Linked DNA regions of Mus musculus: region 2 is linked to region 1. Evidence: chromatin loops called from intact Hi-C (ENCODE). Cell type or tissue: heart. All regions are shown on one strand. Links, peaks and the distances in the headings refer to the core of each region. The heading gives the core; the rest is flanking DNA. Region 1 overlaps Abcc9 (ATP-binding cassette, sub-family C (CFTR/MRP), member 9). Region 2 holds the start of Gm46979 (a long non-coding RNA gene).

Evidence for each region. Peaks named below come from ENCODE experiments on the same cell type or tissue, not always from the same donor. Only the 100,000 strongest peaks of a DNase experiment are listed, where the experiment ranks them.
Region 2: it touches region 1 in a loop (2.2-fold over the local background); 9 of 42 quality-filtered maps call a loop at or near these places.

Annotation. Positions count from the first base shown.
Region 1 is chr6:142,645,760-142,653,397 of GRCm38, forward strand. It overlaps Abcc9 (ATP-binding cassette, sub-family C (CFTR/MRP), member 9), which reads right to left. Exons shown (of 40, transcript NM_011511.2): 18 at 6,768-6,873; 19 at 2,268-2,306; 20 at 513-614; 21 at 127-211. Among named protein-coding and RNA genes, the nearest start is that of 5330439B14Rik, 35 kb to the left of the region's middle. In heart, for the core only: no CTCF peak of the experiment used is centred there; a DNase peak (open chromatin) is centred at 3,732.
Region 2 is chr6:142,521,124-142,528,761 of GRCm38, forward strand. Gm46979 (a long non-coding RNA gene) reads left to right here and starts at 57. Exons shown (of 5, transcript XR_001785405.1): 1 at 57-739; 2 at 1,279-1,411; 3 at 3,180-3,320. In heart, for the core only: a CTCF peak has its summit at 3,927 (motif pointing right); a DNase peak (open chromatin) is centred at 3,978.

The DNA.
Region 1 (7,638 bases), core at 1,740-6,739:
TTGTCACTGGGAGAACATGGAGTTCCTAAGCCCTCAGACCTCATTATGTTCTTCTGAGGATTAAAGACAAGCAGAAAATTTTTCTCAGTTTGTGTGCATTGCTTAGTTTGACTATACACAGCTCACCCTCTCTCCGATTTCAGTTTGGTCTCCAAATGGTAGCAAATCAATGTCTGGCTGAAGAGAGCAGGCATCGGTGACAGCCTTGTACCTTTGGGAGAAGTGGGATTCAGTGTCTTCTAGAATACAGATGTTCCCCCAAGTGTGTTATACACTCTGACCATAATCACTCCCTTCTCTTGCTCTCTGCCCACTCCCCTCCTCTGTGTCCTTTTCCCGATCCCTTCCTCCCTCTGTTCCCTTCCCTCACCTCCCTTTCCTTCCCCACCCCTTCTGACCCTCTTCTTCCCCCATTTAGTTTTGGGGCATCACTTCTCAATAAGTGAATTGGCTCCAAATTCATGGCTCACATGTGGTTGTTTCGGTTGTAAAATCTATACATGCAAAGTTACCTCTGTCTGTTGAAAGGACTTCCAAAAGTGATATTTTCCTCAACTGTAGCATTTAGGAGCCAAGGCTTCTGGGCAGCGTAAGCCACAGAATACCTGCTTCTGCTGTAAAGAGGACACACACAACCCAGATTACACAAAGGGCTGTGCTGAGTATTTCTGTATAACTAAGGGGAATGAGACCTGAGAGGGGAGACACAGAGTAGACAACTAGAGAAGAAGGCAGAGGCCACCATCCTTAGAACACGATTACTAAATAAGCCACTTCAATTATGGGGATCTGGATCTAATTAAAATGTCATGTGATAAGTAAAATTTGATTCTTCTGCGCTGAAGTGTTCAATGCTATAAACTGCTAAACGAAAATTTCTTTTCTAATTTAAGATTAAAGGGTTATTAATAATTCACTCTCTTTAGTAGCCACAGATGTTTTGGTTTGTATTAAATTCACTTTATATAATAGTGGATTTTTTTATGGTGACCTTCAAGAAACATGAATTGAAACTAGAATTAGAGCATCCGTTTGTGGCTTAGTCACATAGATATATTTTCAAGTCATAGATAACGTATAAATATTTCAAAATAAAGAATGATATCTAGAGGAGTCTGCGTCAATGTTAAAACAACATTTAAGTTCCATATTTCAAACATACAAAATATTTTTAAGGAGAGGAGTTGGGGGACGGGTGACCACAATCACAATAGGTTGTATAAAATTCTCAAATAACTAAGAAATGTCTTTAAGAGAAAGACACAAAATAAAAGGTGATAAATTCCTTGACTCTTTTCTATTTCTCGAGCTTATGGATGTTATCAGACGCTTGTACTTAGACTTTAACTGGCAGTCATTTCAGAATTCATGTGAGCTGAAGAACCAGGAGATGATGTGGCCAGGCTGGGGAAGGGAGTGGATGAGCTTCAGAGTCAGATTTCCATGGTTAGTTCATGATGTGTCAGTTATGATGAGATGATGGGGTTGTAGTTAACAGAAAAGGAAGGTTAGGGGGGAAGAATCGAGAAAAGCTAAATGGTCACTGGGAAGCAGGGTATGTTGGGGCTTCGGAGGACATTAGAGTCTAGTGTGACAGTCATCTTTTAGATCACTACAGACACAGGAAAGCAGTGGTCCCCAAGCCTGGCGTGTCTGCCTGCCCTTCCCCTTACTCTGGGGACTGTCTTTGGATGCTGGGGATCTAACCCAGAGCTTCATTGAGATTTGGGCTTGAGTTTGGTTTGGCTTTGTTTCCTTTTGTTTTGTTAAAGCGTGGGCTCTCCCTTTCAGGGTTCTCTCAAATAACATTGGAGGCTCAATTAATGCATGTTTTTATTTAATGAGTTCTCAAACTCCTTTACTAAATACAGTTTGATTTTTCAGCCAAACTAGAAAGGCATGAAATCCATTAAAACAGAAACAGTTGACACAATTTGTTTGCCAAATTAAATTTTTTCTTTTTTTTTTTTCTCCTTCTGTCTTTGCTGAGACAGACTCTCCCTGCAGCCTGGACTATCTGGAGCTCAGTGTAGAAAGAAGAATGGCTTAGAAAGCAAGCCTATTCTCCTGCCTCAGGGTTTACATACTGGATTGCAGGCATAAGCTTGACAAATTAATCCTTTTGTGAGCCACTGCTCTTGGAAATATTGTAGGCATGTTAAAAATGACTGCACACCATCACAATGAAGAGGGAAACTGGAGTGAGAGATTAAAGACTAAGGGAGGAAGTTATTCTTATTAAACTCGGGTGAAAATAGAAATAATACCTTCGGGTTGCTTCAAAAGAAGGCTCAGATTCATTTACACTGTAAGTACGGCAAACAATGCTCATTAATGATGACAGGTAGCCACAGTGGACGTGTATGCAAACCAGGTATGCAATAAACAGTCACCAGAAACACTCTTTCAATGTATTTCAAAGACAAACCGCATAAATAATTTTCTTCTTTCCTGTCTTCCTCAGTCGGGGAAGGAAATATGCCATCACTAAGCTTCCAGATGATAGCAAGCCCTGATAGCTCCCACACAAGCTTCTGCTTCATGTCACAGCTTGAACCCTATGTCCCGTTCTGCTCTGGAAACTTGAATCATTTCTCTAAAACACAGTTGCCTGCAGGTCTGTATTTCCTACTTCTCCCTATCATTAAACTTTTATTTTAATCTACTTAAATTTCTCATCCACTACCCTGAGAAAGGGTCAGAAGAAATACGTTGAGAATGTGAACATGGAAGACACTCAAAGCCCAGGTGTCTCACTTCTAGGATCATGTAAGAAATATAGACATGCAACAGGTTCAAACTAAAACATCCGGACACAACAATGAAGTGGTGAGATCCATGGCAAAGTGGGATTGGACTAATTGCATGTAGTTATGCCTCCATTGTGACAGGAAAAAAAGCATTGGCGATCAATATTTTGTATTTGAATTTTGAAGCATTTAGGTTCCCCTGAAGTATATTATTTTGAAATCTCTAGATTCAGTAGCTTTACACAATTGATCTAATCCAAAAATAGCTATTTTACTTCAGGTAGTGTCCTATGCATTTGTGTGTGTGTGTGAGACGGGGATATGTATGTAATTACGTCCTCTAGTAATAAATTTGTCTTAGAACTGTTAAGAGTAAATTCCACGATTACACATTGCTAATGACATGTTAGCATGTTTAATGGAAGCAAAGAGCCATAATACCACTAAATACAAGAAGAATAAAATAACAAACTAAAAAGTCCCTCAATAATTATCCCCCGATTTAAGTAACTCATAAACAGCAAGTACAAAAATATTCATTTCCCAGTTTTAGGTAGCAAGACATCCGACCTTAATGTTTTAGTAGTAACATTACTTAGGTCATCTGTGGAAGAAAAAGCAGATGTGTTGGAGGTTAATGGAACCATTTGTATTCATCTGTATGGAAATGTTCATCACACAACTAATTGTGTCATCCCACAAGGAGACCTTGGAAACCACCAACTTATCCAAATAATGGTTGAATACATTCCTGCTATGTTCAATATCAATCAAAGTATTTATTGGAGCTGGAGAGATAACTCATTGGGTAAATTCCTGGTAGCCAAGCCTGACAGACCTGAGTTCAAGCCCTGAGAGCCATGTGGTAGAAGGACAGAGGAGGAGGTTAGAGACAACGGACACAGGAGGTAAGTGCTTGTGATGGGGGGAAAAACAGAGATTTTAGCATCAACTGCCTTCAGTTTGAGGTGCCTAGGGAATTTCCAAATGACCTTGGCCATGAAACAGAACTCAAAGCCCGAGGGAGGTCCAGAAAGCAAATAAGGACTTTGGAATGATTTCCTGTCCTGACAAATGTGTTAGATAACAAAGTCCCAGTTTCCATTCCCTTATTACTTACAAAAAAAAATCAGTAAATGATTCTGACAATCCTCATTTGTTTACAAGAGGACGAAAGACCAGGAGCAGAGAGTGGAAACTGAAGTGTTGGGAAGATGCATGCTGAGATGGGTACTTCTGCAAATACAGAAGCAGAGAACAGAGAAAGCGGAATCCTGAATGTGAACAGACAACTAAGGAAAAGACATCTATGGCTGGCTGGCTGGCTGGCTGGCTGGCTGGCTGGTTGGTTGGTTGATTGGTTGGTTGGTTGGTTGGTTGGTTGGTTGGTTGGTTGGTTAGTTAGTTTATTGGTTGGTTGGTGGTTGGTTGGTTGGTTAGTTGGCTCGGTGGCTAACTGGCTGGCTGGTTAGCTGGTTGTTTGGTTGGTTGGTTGGTTGGTTGGTTGGTTGGTTGGTTGGTTGGTTGGATTAGGCTGCTTCTCAGACGAGGTCTCATTATACATCCCAGGCTAGCCTCAATGTCATGCTCCTTCTTCCTCATAATCCTGGGGCATGGGACCACTGACATGAGCTACTGTACCTTACTACATTCATAAGAGGAGAGACAGACCACAAGTTTTACTAGGAACTAAACAAGGAGGTCATCTGAATATAGAAAATATGCATTCAGTATCAAGTGACCAGGAGGCAGAGGGAGGTAATGCCTAAAGGATGCCCAGTGCCTTTAAGGATGTCGTGCTTTAAAATTAAATACCTTATGAGTTTGTATGTGGACATGTGCATGCCATGGTCTAAACTGTGTAAAAATACATTCAAGTGTTACTGTCCAAACTTTAGCTTCGCTCTTGACTTCTTTAGCACCATTTTCCACCAATATACATTCTTTTTATAGAATAAGATGGAACATCTATGGTCTATACGCTTTGGAATGCAAAGAAACAACAAAACGTATTTTCACATTGTCATGTTGTTAATTTAGTTTAAAAATTATAATAATCACAGAAGGTGATGCCCAGGATCAGATCGACTCAACCAGAGTACCAGCCCAGAAGATCAGCACTCTGTGGAGGTGTGAGTAGACCTCGGGATTTCCCTCACCACCTCACATCCTTCCCATTTTTGATAAAGCAATGTTAAATGAGAGCCAAGTAATTTGATTATGAGGGCACTGTCATATCACGTGACTTAGTCCAGTAGGATCTGCTTCTTCATTCAGAACAGAGGGTGAAAGTCAGAGGACAAACACCGCTTAGTATCTGACTGCAGTGATTAACACCAAACTGAAGGACAGTTATATCCTGAGCTTTCCTCTGAGTGTGAGTGAACATGGCTACTGCCTTCTGATTTATCCAAGGCAGATAAAGCAGATGCTAAACTTTTCTGAGCTTTCTTTTCTTGCCAGTGATACTGCAAGCAAGAGTTCTAGGTCAAATTTCGCAGCCAAACCATTCTTTCTCATAATGCGTATTTCAAGCGCAGTGTATACTAAAGGACCCAGAAACAATATTTTCCCCAGAGAAACCTGGGTACATGAACAGCTGGCTGCACTATATGGGATGCATTCAAAACTGAGCCCTTGAGAGGGAGACTTCTCAACTTTGGCACCACTGATGCACACAACAGGAGGATGCTTAGTTTTAGGGCTTCACCACGCAGCTCAGACTGCTCAGCAGACACCTCTGGCCTCTAGCAACCAGAAAACCAACAGCATAGTTCCCAAGTGTGCCTCCTGCCACTGCTATGCTCACCAGGGAAGAATCACAACTAGACATGAACTCCTAGACAGAACTCTTATTTATTTGACAAAAGTTACAACCATTCCTTCATATACTGCCTAGGAGGACTCAACTAGGTAGGCCAAACTAACTTAACCTAGTTTGGTCTTCAGTACTCAGTTCTGTAGTAGTATAGCCCCTCATCACTTCATTACGCAATGTCTTTTGAAGACCCCCCCTGCCTCCGTTCCCTGAATGAGTGACCTCTCTTAGTGTCAGCTGAGGTGTTTGCTCCTTGCAAACCCTTCTTTTAGCACTTGAAGAGCACCAGGCTAGGTACCTTCCTCTTCACGTCTTCTAAGCAGCACATGAGTGCATTTTCTTGAAACCTTTAATGAGTGGTTTACATTAAATGTGGAGAGAAATTGTTGATTTTCAGCCCCTTACAAAGGCTTTAGACAGATCATTTGATATTGGTTTCCCGAACACTGAGCCCTTGTTGATCTGTTTACATTTAAGCTTTATAAATAGTGTGAATTTTCCACAACTTATTTTATGACAGAATGAATTTTGAGTGTTCCCTATTTACATTTAAAGCTGTGTCTTCACCACCCCACCTTTCATCTTAGCATGCACTATTTTATACAACCATAAACCATCACAGCGGATTATTTTATAACTTTATGGCATTTGAGGTTTCTATTGGGTTTTGATATTTCTCTGACTTATGTTTTTATGCCATACATATTTCAGAGATTCTTGGTTTGTGATTTGGAGAATTATTGTGGTAGTCTCTTGAAGGTTTTTAGCTGTGTGGAGAAACAAATTTAAAACAATGTCCTACATAGTACCAACTGTCAACTTGCCTAGAGTCGCCTGAGAAAGGCATTCTCTCAATTAAAAGATTATCTAGATCAGACTGATCTATGGGCATGTCTGGAAGACTGTCTTCATTGTTAATTATTAGAGGTAGACCCAACCCACTGTGGGTGGCACCTTCTCCTGAGCATGTAGCTCTGGGCTGTATAGGAGAGCTAGCTAAGTGTGAGGTAGGTGAACCAGCAAGCAGCATTCCTCTGTGGTTTCTGCTACAAGTTCCTCCTTGGTTTCTCCCCTGACTTCCCTCACTGGTGGGGAGCAACTCAGACATGTAAGCCAAACCAGCCCTTCCCTCCCTCCCCTAGTTGCTTCTGCTGAGCTTTTATCACAACAGGGGAGGAAAACAGAACAAACACGCTTACTTGTTCCAGTAAACTTTTCCTTCCAGGGTCTGCATCTCACCAAGGATGGCAAGGAGAAGAGATGATTTTCCACAACCCACTTGGCCTACAATCATGGTTAGCTGACCTAGAGACACAAAGCAGGGGACAGGAAGAATTCAATTAGCTACACCAAACCAAAACTCAGCCCTGGGGGCATGCTGGGAACACAGACAGCTGGGAAGGTTGGTACAAGCTCAAGGCCAGCCTGGTTTACATTGAATGTTCTGGGACATCAGAAACCACATAGCAAGATGCTGTCTCAAACACTAAAAGCAAAACAAAACAAAACAAAACAAAACAAAACAAAACAAAAAAAAAAAAAAAAAAAAAAAGAAAAGAAATCACCAAAATAAATAACAACATAAGTTTAAAAAAAAAACAAAACTAGATGCAATTTGTACACACTTAGACAGGTCTAATGTTTTGATCCCTAGATCTGTTTGATTTCAAGCAGTGAAGTAAATATACCAACCCTGGTCTTTTTGCAAAAGAAAAAATAAAACATATGGGTCTTGACTTATTAACTTTTCTTGAAGAAGATCATGTGTGGCCTAGGCTATTCTCAGACTTGCTATAAATTTCTGATGCTTCTGCCAACTGTGCTGCACTGCAGAGCCTTGCTTTATTACTTTGTAAATGGAAAATTTCTCATCCAACTAAAGAATAAAAGAAGTAACTTCTTAAACCATCCTCATTAGTTTTAAATTCACACAATAAAAAGTCAATTATGGCAAACATTGGTAGTTGGGATGAAAGTGATTTGTGTTGTCATTAGGACTCTACATTCCCGAATTGACCTCCAGGTGTGATAGAAAATGCTCAAGCTACTGACTGTTACACCAGGTTGAGT
Region 2 (7,638 bases), core at 1,610-6,609, 120 kb before region 1:
TAAAGCCATTTTGTATTCTTCATTCCAGATCAACTCCTTACAATAAAATTAGCTCTTTATTATTTATTTGGAGGTTACATTCAGACTACTCTGGGAAACAAACATTTTGCTAGGATAGAATTCAGTTTTGAATTGAGGCATTTTATCAGCACATCCCTGGGCAACAGTACTAAATTAAAAAAATAACAGGTGAACATCGCAGTAAAATCGACTCCTGGGCCACACGCTTCAGTCTGAGATGTGGGCTGGGCCACGCCACTTGATAGACTTATGTTTGCTTCTCTGTTGGCTAAGAGACTTCACTCACTGATCTCCCAGGCATAGGCTCAGAATAACTCACTCTCTGATTAGCATAGTGTCAGAGAGACAGACAGAGGTTTATGTTGGGACATTTTGGAGGGATGCTGAGAGCCTCACTACACACTAGGCAAGCGCTTTCCCACTGAGCTCCAAGCCCAACACTCATCTGATTCTTAACCATGGACGACAATGCCTTTCAATGCTGTATACAATTCAAGCTACCATACAAAGGTACTTCTCATACCATAAAGATGTTTCAGGCGGCAGATTTCTCCCCTTAAGTTCCTCTGACCTGATTCTGGCAGGACGATGGATTCTGGGTCATCACTTTTTTGGGAATGCTCCATGCTCACCATGCCAGGTGCGGTCTGCGTCCCAGTCAGCTGGGAGTCACATGTGGAGCTATTCTGGGGTCTAGGGACCGTCGATTCTTGCCAAGGTGAGGAGAACGGGGACAAAGCCTTACAAACATCTTCATGACTCAGCACTCAGCAGTACATGTGCAATGTGTCCTTTGTCTTGTCCTGCTTAAGGCCACACTTCTACAGTGGGCCGTGTGTGCATGTCTGTCTGTGTGTGTCTCTGTGTGTATCTGTGTGTCTGCGTTTGTGTGTATTGGCGTGTATCTGTGTGCGCATCTGTATGTGTGTATCTATGTGTGTGTGCATGTGTATGTGTGTGCACACATGTGTGTGTGTATCTGTGTGTGTGTGCATATGTATGTGTGTGCACACACGTGTGTGTGTGTGTGTTTGTATGTCTGTGACTGTGTGTCTGTGTAAGTGTATATATATGTTTGTGTGTCTGTGTGTGTGTGTCCCTATGTAGGAACACCTGAGGACATAAAACACCCTGGCTTGCAGTTTTCTCTGTTCTTTCACCCCCATCTGCAAATTTCTCAGATGGTTCTCTCTGCAAGCCATCGTTTTGTTACATCTAGTCACCATGTCTGTATGTCTGTTTCTATTTGTCTTGCAGTAAAACTATTTGAGAACATAGTGCATTTGGGTAACCACCGAGACTCTCTGCTGGCCTTGCCCTCCATCAATCCTGCTGCAGCCTTGCTACTGCTGGTGTCTAGGGTCACCCACACAGGAGGGCATCATTCACGGTGTGTCTGAGGTTTTCTCAGTTGAAGTGCCCAACCACAGGGGGTCAGCTGTGAATTTAGATTGACTTTGGGGCATCAGATCGCCATGGACCAAGGTGGGCGTGCTGCACTGAGTAGAAAACAGACACAGAAAACAACAGCGTCCTTTCATGTCTGATGCTTTCATACATTTGGGGAAACTTCCTGCCACACTACCCTCAGATACTGATCCTCTCCCCTTGTCTCTGGACAAAGAACTTACTGTGCTCAGAGAAGACAAATGTAGCCACAGCCTGAGCTCGGATTAGCAAAGTGCTGGGATGGATGAGACTGGAGAGGTGGGCGTAGACCCGTAGGTATGGCTACTGCTTGGTTTACTGTAAAAATTCGCGTTTTCTTTTTTATTATGGAAAAGCCAAAGACATAAAAAATAGAGTTGTAGAATATTTCCTAAAGACTCATGGACAGTTTAGAGAATGACAAGTCCATGTTCAAATCATTTCCCTTCACACTTGGCTTCAACAAGTGAGGTCACCTTATGCTACAGTTTTGGATTTTTTTCTTCTTTCTTTTTATTTTGGAGATTTCATTTCATGGATATTTCATTATTACTACAAGGAACATTTATTAGTCTAGCCACCACAGTTCCATTATGCCTCATGCTGGTGTCTGTTCTATAAGCTGAATGTGTGTGTGTGTGTGTGTGTGTGTGTGTGTGTGTGTGTGTGTGTGTGCGTGCATGCTTGTACACGTGTGCACCTTAAAGCAGGCTGATGTAACAGTTAGGGACAAAGAGTATATTTAATTACCAAGAACAGAGCCAGGGAGACTGAACCCGTTTCTGAAACTGGTTCCTTCTCTCTCTGACCCTAGGTGGATATGGGTTAGTTGAGATTTGCCAACTATTAAATAAAGTGATGATCTCTCATCTCTCATTTTTCTGAACACTAAAAAATAAGGCTGCCCACATGGGATGCTGAGAGCAGAGGCCGATGGGTGGAGAATGACTTCTGTGTGTACATAAACTTTTACACTAAATTTTAATTTGCTTTTGTTTGAGTATTTCATGTGTGGGTCCTGTATTTGTTTCCTCTCTACCCTTCCCTCTCATCTGCATACACACCTCTGAGTCCTCTTAGTGTTGCCTCTCTCTCTCTCTCTCTTTGTGTGTGTGTGTGTGTGTGTGTGTGTGTGTGTGTGTGTGTGTGTATGTGTGTATGGCTGACCACTCCGGCCTGGGTAACCTATCAGGAGCTTGTCACTGGACAAGACTGGCTCACCTCCTCTAAGCAGCCGTCTAGAAGAATCTAGAGGCAGGTCCATCTAAGGCCTTGTGACCTTTTCTGCATCTGCGTTGGCATGCCAACAGGTGCTGCCATAATGCAGGTCTTGTTTAAGCAGCCATGTTGTTGGTGTTTCGTGCATATAGTTTCCTGTCATATAGAGAAGCTACTGTCTTGCAGTGCAGGTCTTGATCCTCTGGCCCTTGAAACTTTTTTGAGTTTTAAAGTTTAGAAAGGACACAGATAGTTGAGCAGGGAGTGTGCTGGCAATATGGGTGGGAAGACGAGAGACCACCATGTAGTTTAGTGGCAGAACGCTGGGCTAGCTGGAGCCTTCTCCTTCAGCTGGAGTCTTAACAGTGCCATAGAAAGAAGGGAGAGAGAGAGACAGAGACAGAAAGGGAGGAGGAGGAGGAGAAGAAGAAGAGGAGAGGGAGAGAGGAGAAGAGTTAACTAAATCTCCAAACAAATTCTATATCGTTGAGAACCTCGGGTTTTCTCTGCAGAGGATTTACTGTGCCCTGAGCCTCTGTGTGGGGTAGAAGCTTTGCTTCGAGAGGAGCTTACACATAAAGGAGAACTGTGCGATCCCTCTAGGATGATGTGAATGGCTTTCTAGGAAACACACCTGAAGAACCTGCTGGCAGGTAAGCACGAGAGGAGGCATTTTTGTGCATGGCGCACCACTGCAGTGTGCCTTTCCACTGTCAACTCCGGAGTGATCCTGGGAGGCAGAGAGCGGCCATTACACATTTTATACGATGCTCGGGCCTGAGCGTTGGAAACCCCACTTCCTTCCTGGATGCAGAGAAAAAAACCATGTGAACCAAAGCATGTCAAATTCAGGCTGGAACCAAACTCTAACCACTTGGTCACCTCCTCCCTCTCTCCCACCCTCCTCCTCTCCCTCCTACATTTCTGTTTGTTTACTGGGACAGGGTCTCATGTAGCCTAGGGTGACCTTAAATCCACTATGTAACTGAAGATGACCTCTGGCCCCCACTGATGCTCCTGCACCCACCAGCCAAGGGCTAGGATACAGGCATGAGCCACCACACCCAGCCTCATACCTACTTGACATCACTTAAAGTAATGAACTTCTTATTGATTGGTTGGCTCACTGTGAAGCCTAGGCTGACTTTTATCTTATCATATTTCTGCTTCTATGTCTGAATTCGGGAGTTATGTACCTGTGCTGAATCCTGTTTTTACTTGGTAATTTAGAACGCTCAGAATGTGTGGTCTGTATATCTGAGTCATTGCCACCAGATGGCAGCACGAACCCAGTCATTCAGTCATTCTCTTCCTGTCCTGCTAGAAAGGAGCCTAGGGTCTGGGGAGAGACAGTGACAGCGCCCTGGAGTCACAGTTCCTTGTGTGGAAAAAGATACCAACCAGTGGACATGTACACTGAAGTAGAGATGAGAACTATAGTTAATATTGTGTGTGTGTGTGTGTGTGTGTGTGTGTGTGTGTGTGTGTGTGTGTATGTGTGTGAGAGAGAGAGAGAGAGAGACAGAGAGAGAGAGACAGAGACAGAGAAAGGTGAGTTTGCATTTGTGAGGCAGGTGGTATTGTGTATGTATAACATAAAAAAACCACAGGGGCTGGAGAGGCAGCTCAGGTTTTGCATGTGAGTCTGCTCTTCCAGGGGATCCAAGCTCAGTTCTTCCACCCACACCGGGTGGCTCGCAGCCTCCTGTAACTCCTGCTCTGGAGGGATCCGAGGCCTCTGGCTTCAGTGGACACCAGCACTCCCATGTGCAGCTTTCCCCCAACAGGCATGCACATATACACATAGTGAAAAATGAAATCTTTAAAAACCCAAACCAGTCATAGCAGCTGCTGCCACATCCTAGGCACAGTTCCACCAAGAACGAGGGGACAGTGCTGTCTAAGGGTGACATGGTGAGGGGACAATGCTGTCTAAGGGTGAAATGGTGAGGGGACAATGCTGTCTAAGGGTGAAATGGTGAGGGGACAATGCTGTCTAAGGGTGAAATGGTGAGGGGACAATGCTGTCTAAGGGTGAAATGATGAGGGGACAATGCTGTCTAAGGGTGACATGGGCTCCCACACAGCACAGATCTAACCAAAGCTTGTTTTCCCCTGTTAGTCACTGGCTTCCTTGCTCAGCTTCTCCAAGGCGGGGGTGGGGAAGGAAAACATGTCTTCATTAGAGCCCTTTAAACAAAACTTCCAAAAGAGACCAGGGAAGACGGTTTGGAATGGTAGGTTTGAGGTCGCTGTTGTTGCGTACTTCGTTAGTGGGGTTTGTGTAGCCCATTTTCCAGCAATGAGGCTCATTACTGATCTTCTTTCTACCACAGCTGATACGCGTCAGGGTCAGGGCCCTCAGCTGCTGAGAGTGAAGCTACAGACCAGAGAACCTGGTTTTTATCAGTGGGAAGTCCTGGAGAGTAGAGGCATTGTCTTCACCAACAAGGCTGGGTGGAATTGTACACTTTCACGGCTGAATGTCTGCGTGTGGCTTTGTATTCTTATCTGTAAAATGGGAGTGATGACTTCCCTATGAGGAACAATTTAGGGCCTGTGGCAGGCATGCAGTATTGAACAGGGTAACTGTTCACCACCTCCTTCCCTATTGCTGACGTTGTCAAAATCAGAGGGGAGGAGAAGTCATAGGTTCTACAAGTACTGTTGTTTATTTTTTAAAAAATCCTTTTCTGAGCTGGGGAGACAGCTCAGTGTGTAAATCACTTGCCAAGCAACCATGATGACCAGAGTTTGGTTCCTAGCTCCCATGTAAAAACCATGTGGTTTGGACAACCTGCCTGTAGTCTCGGCACATCTCAAAGCAAGCAGGCTAAGCAGATTAGTCAAGATGACAAGTTCTGGGTTCAGCAAGAGGAGAGCACATACGTCATTATATAAGTTGGAGTGTGGTCAAGTAATACACTCAGTGTTCATGTCAGCCTTGCACATACATGTGTGCACATGCACTAATGTCAGCCTTGCACATACACGTGTGCACATGCACTTGTAAACTCACATGCCTATGCACACGAGAGCAGCTCTGAAGCCTCAGAATAATTGACCTACTTCAAAATTTCTTTCTGCCTCAGCCAGAGCTTGGCTGGAATGGTAGGCTATGCTGCATACAAGCAATAGTTATGATGGTCAGGGCTGGGTCCTCTCTGGATCACGATGACTATTGAAATCTGCAGTAGCTGGATTGAAGAATTCTTATATGTGTGCACTATGAGATAGAGTGCCTGCATTTGAACCCCAGCTAGCTATGAAGTTTGGCCACTAGCTTAAAAATATTTTTCTTTTAAATTAAATTAAATTTAATGTCATCTCAACTTTAAAATTAGAATGAGACTCATTCTTATTTCATGGAACTACTGGGGAAATTTAACCTAGTTGTACATATAAATTCCAAAGTATTGTGGGAAAAGTTCCTGGTCCAATGGATGCTGGCCATTATTATCATTAAAGCATTAACTGTGTGTTTATAAAAGCTCATCTTCTAACCCTGATTTATATCACTGGATAGTTGATACTGATTGCCAACTTGGCAGTATCTAGAATTACCCAGGAGACAAATTCTAGGCATACCACTAAGGGTATTTCTAGTTGGAATTAACTGAGAAGTCCTACCCTAAATGTGAATTCCACTATTGCATGGGCTGGGGTCTTGGGTGCCCTCTGTGTCTGTCTGTCTCTCTCTCTCTCTCTCTCTCTCTCTCTCTCTGTCTCTGTCTCTCTCTCTGTCTCTCTCTGTCTCTGTCTGTCTCTCTCTCTCTCTCTCTCTCTCTCTCTCTCTCTCTGCATACAGGAGTGGTTGGCTGAGGTCCCTCCCAGCTCCCAGAGCCCCCGATCTGTAAATCAAAGCTACTTCCTTCCTTTGCTTACTTTGCTCGGGTGTTTTATCACAGCGGAGAGAGAGAAAAGTTAAAGTCATCAATGAGATAAATAGATTTACAGATTAAAGGTCCTTCAGCAATTATCCATCCCACATCACAGTCAAATCTAGGAAGCCTAAATCCACAAAGGTCAGATCGCTCACTCCTGATAGTCCCGGGCCTGGAAGCAATCCTCAGCTGGTAACCTGTCTGTGTCTCTATCCGGTTGAAGAGAACTGTGTGGCTTAATCATAATCATGTTTACAGTTGGCAGAAAATGCACACTTAGAGTAAGCAGTCAGATACTTTATAGTCAATTTATGTTCCACTCACAAGAGCATTCTACCTTGGTTTCCTGCCTTTCATGTTGCCTAGAACTCACACTACAGAACACACAATAGGTAGTGTTTTCATCTCTGTGGCTTTGGAGGCTCTGGAACATCAAATTTCTTCTGGCGTGATAATTTTTATTTTCCCTGGAAGGCTGCCAGTGTTGTGTGTTTATGCACTGGCTCAGGGGAATACACACCACAGCCTAGAGAAAGGACTTTGTGTCCCTCAGGTGTTATGAAACACAACCCAGGGAGACCTCCTCCATGCCTCTTGCTCTCTTTCCTGAAACAAAAGCTAAGACAGAGAACATAATCAGCCAGGCCTTCAGAGTGAAACCTTTCATTTCATGGAATCAAGTGGACTAGCTGGCTCTTTGGACTCTGAAATGTCCTGTGCATCTTGCTCATGACCTTTGAACCTGTTTGTACCAGGGTTTTAAATAGTGGTAACATAGCTTTCCTAGTTGAGTTATGCAGATGTCCTCAGGCTCAGCTATGCTTGTGACCACATACACACAGTCTGTGAGTCTTGTGGCCAGGGTCAGTGCTGGCCAGCTCTCTCACAGTGGCCCCTTACCACTGCTTCCTAAAATCTTCTGTTTGAAATCCCATTCATTGTTGGCTTGCTTGTTTGTTGTTGGGTCTTGTTTATTTTATTGGTAACTGATGACACAGGAAAAAATTATCTCTTTGCTTCCATACCCATATTTAGCATCAAAGGGAAGACAGACATTAAGAGGTTATGTCTTCAATCACTCAAAACA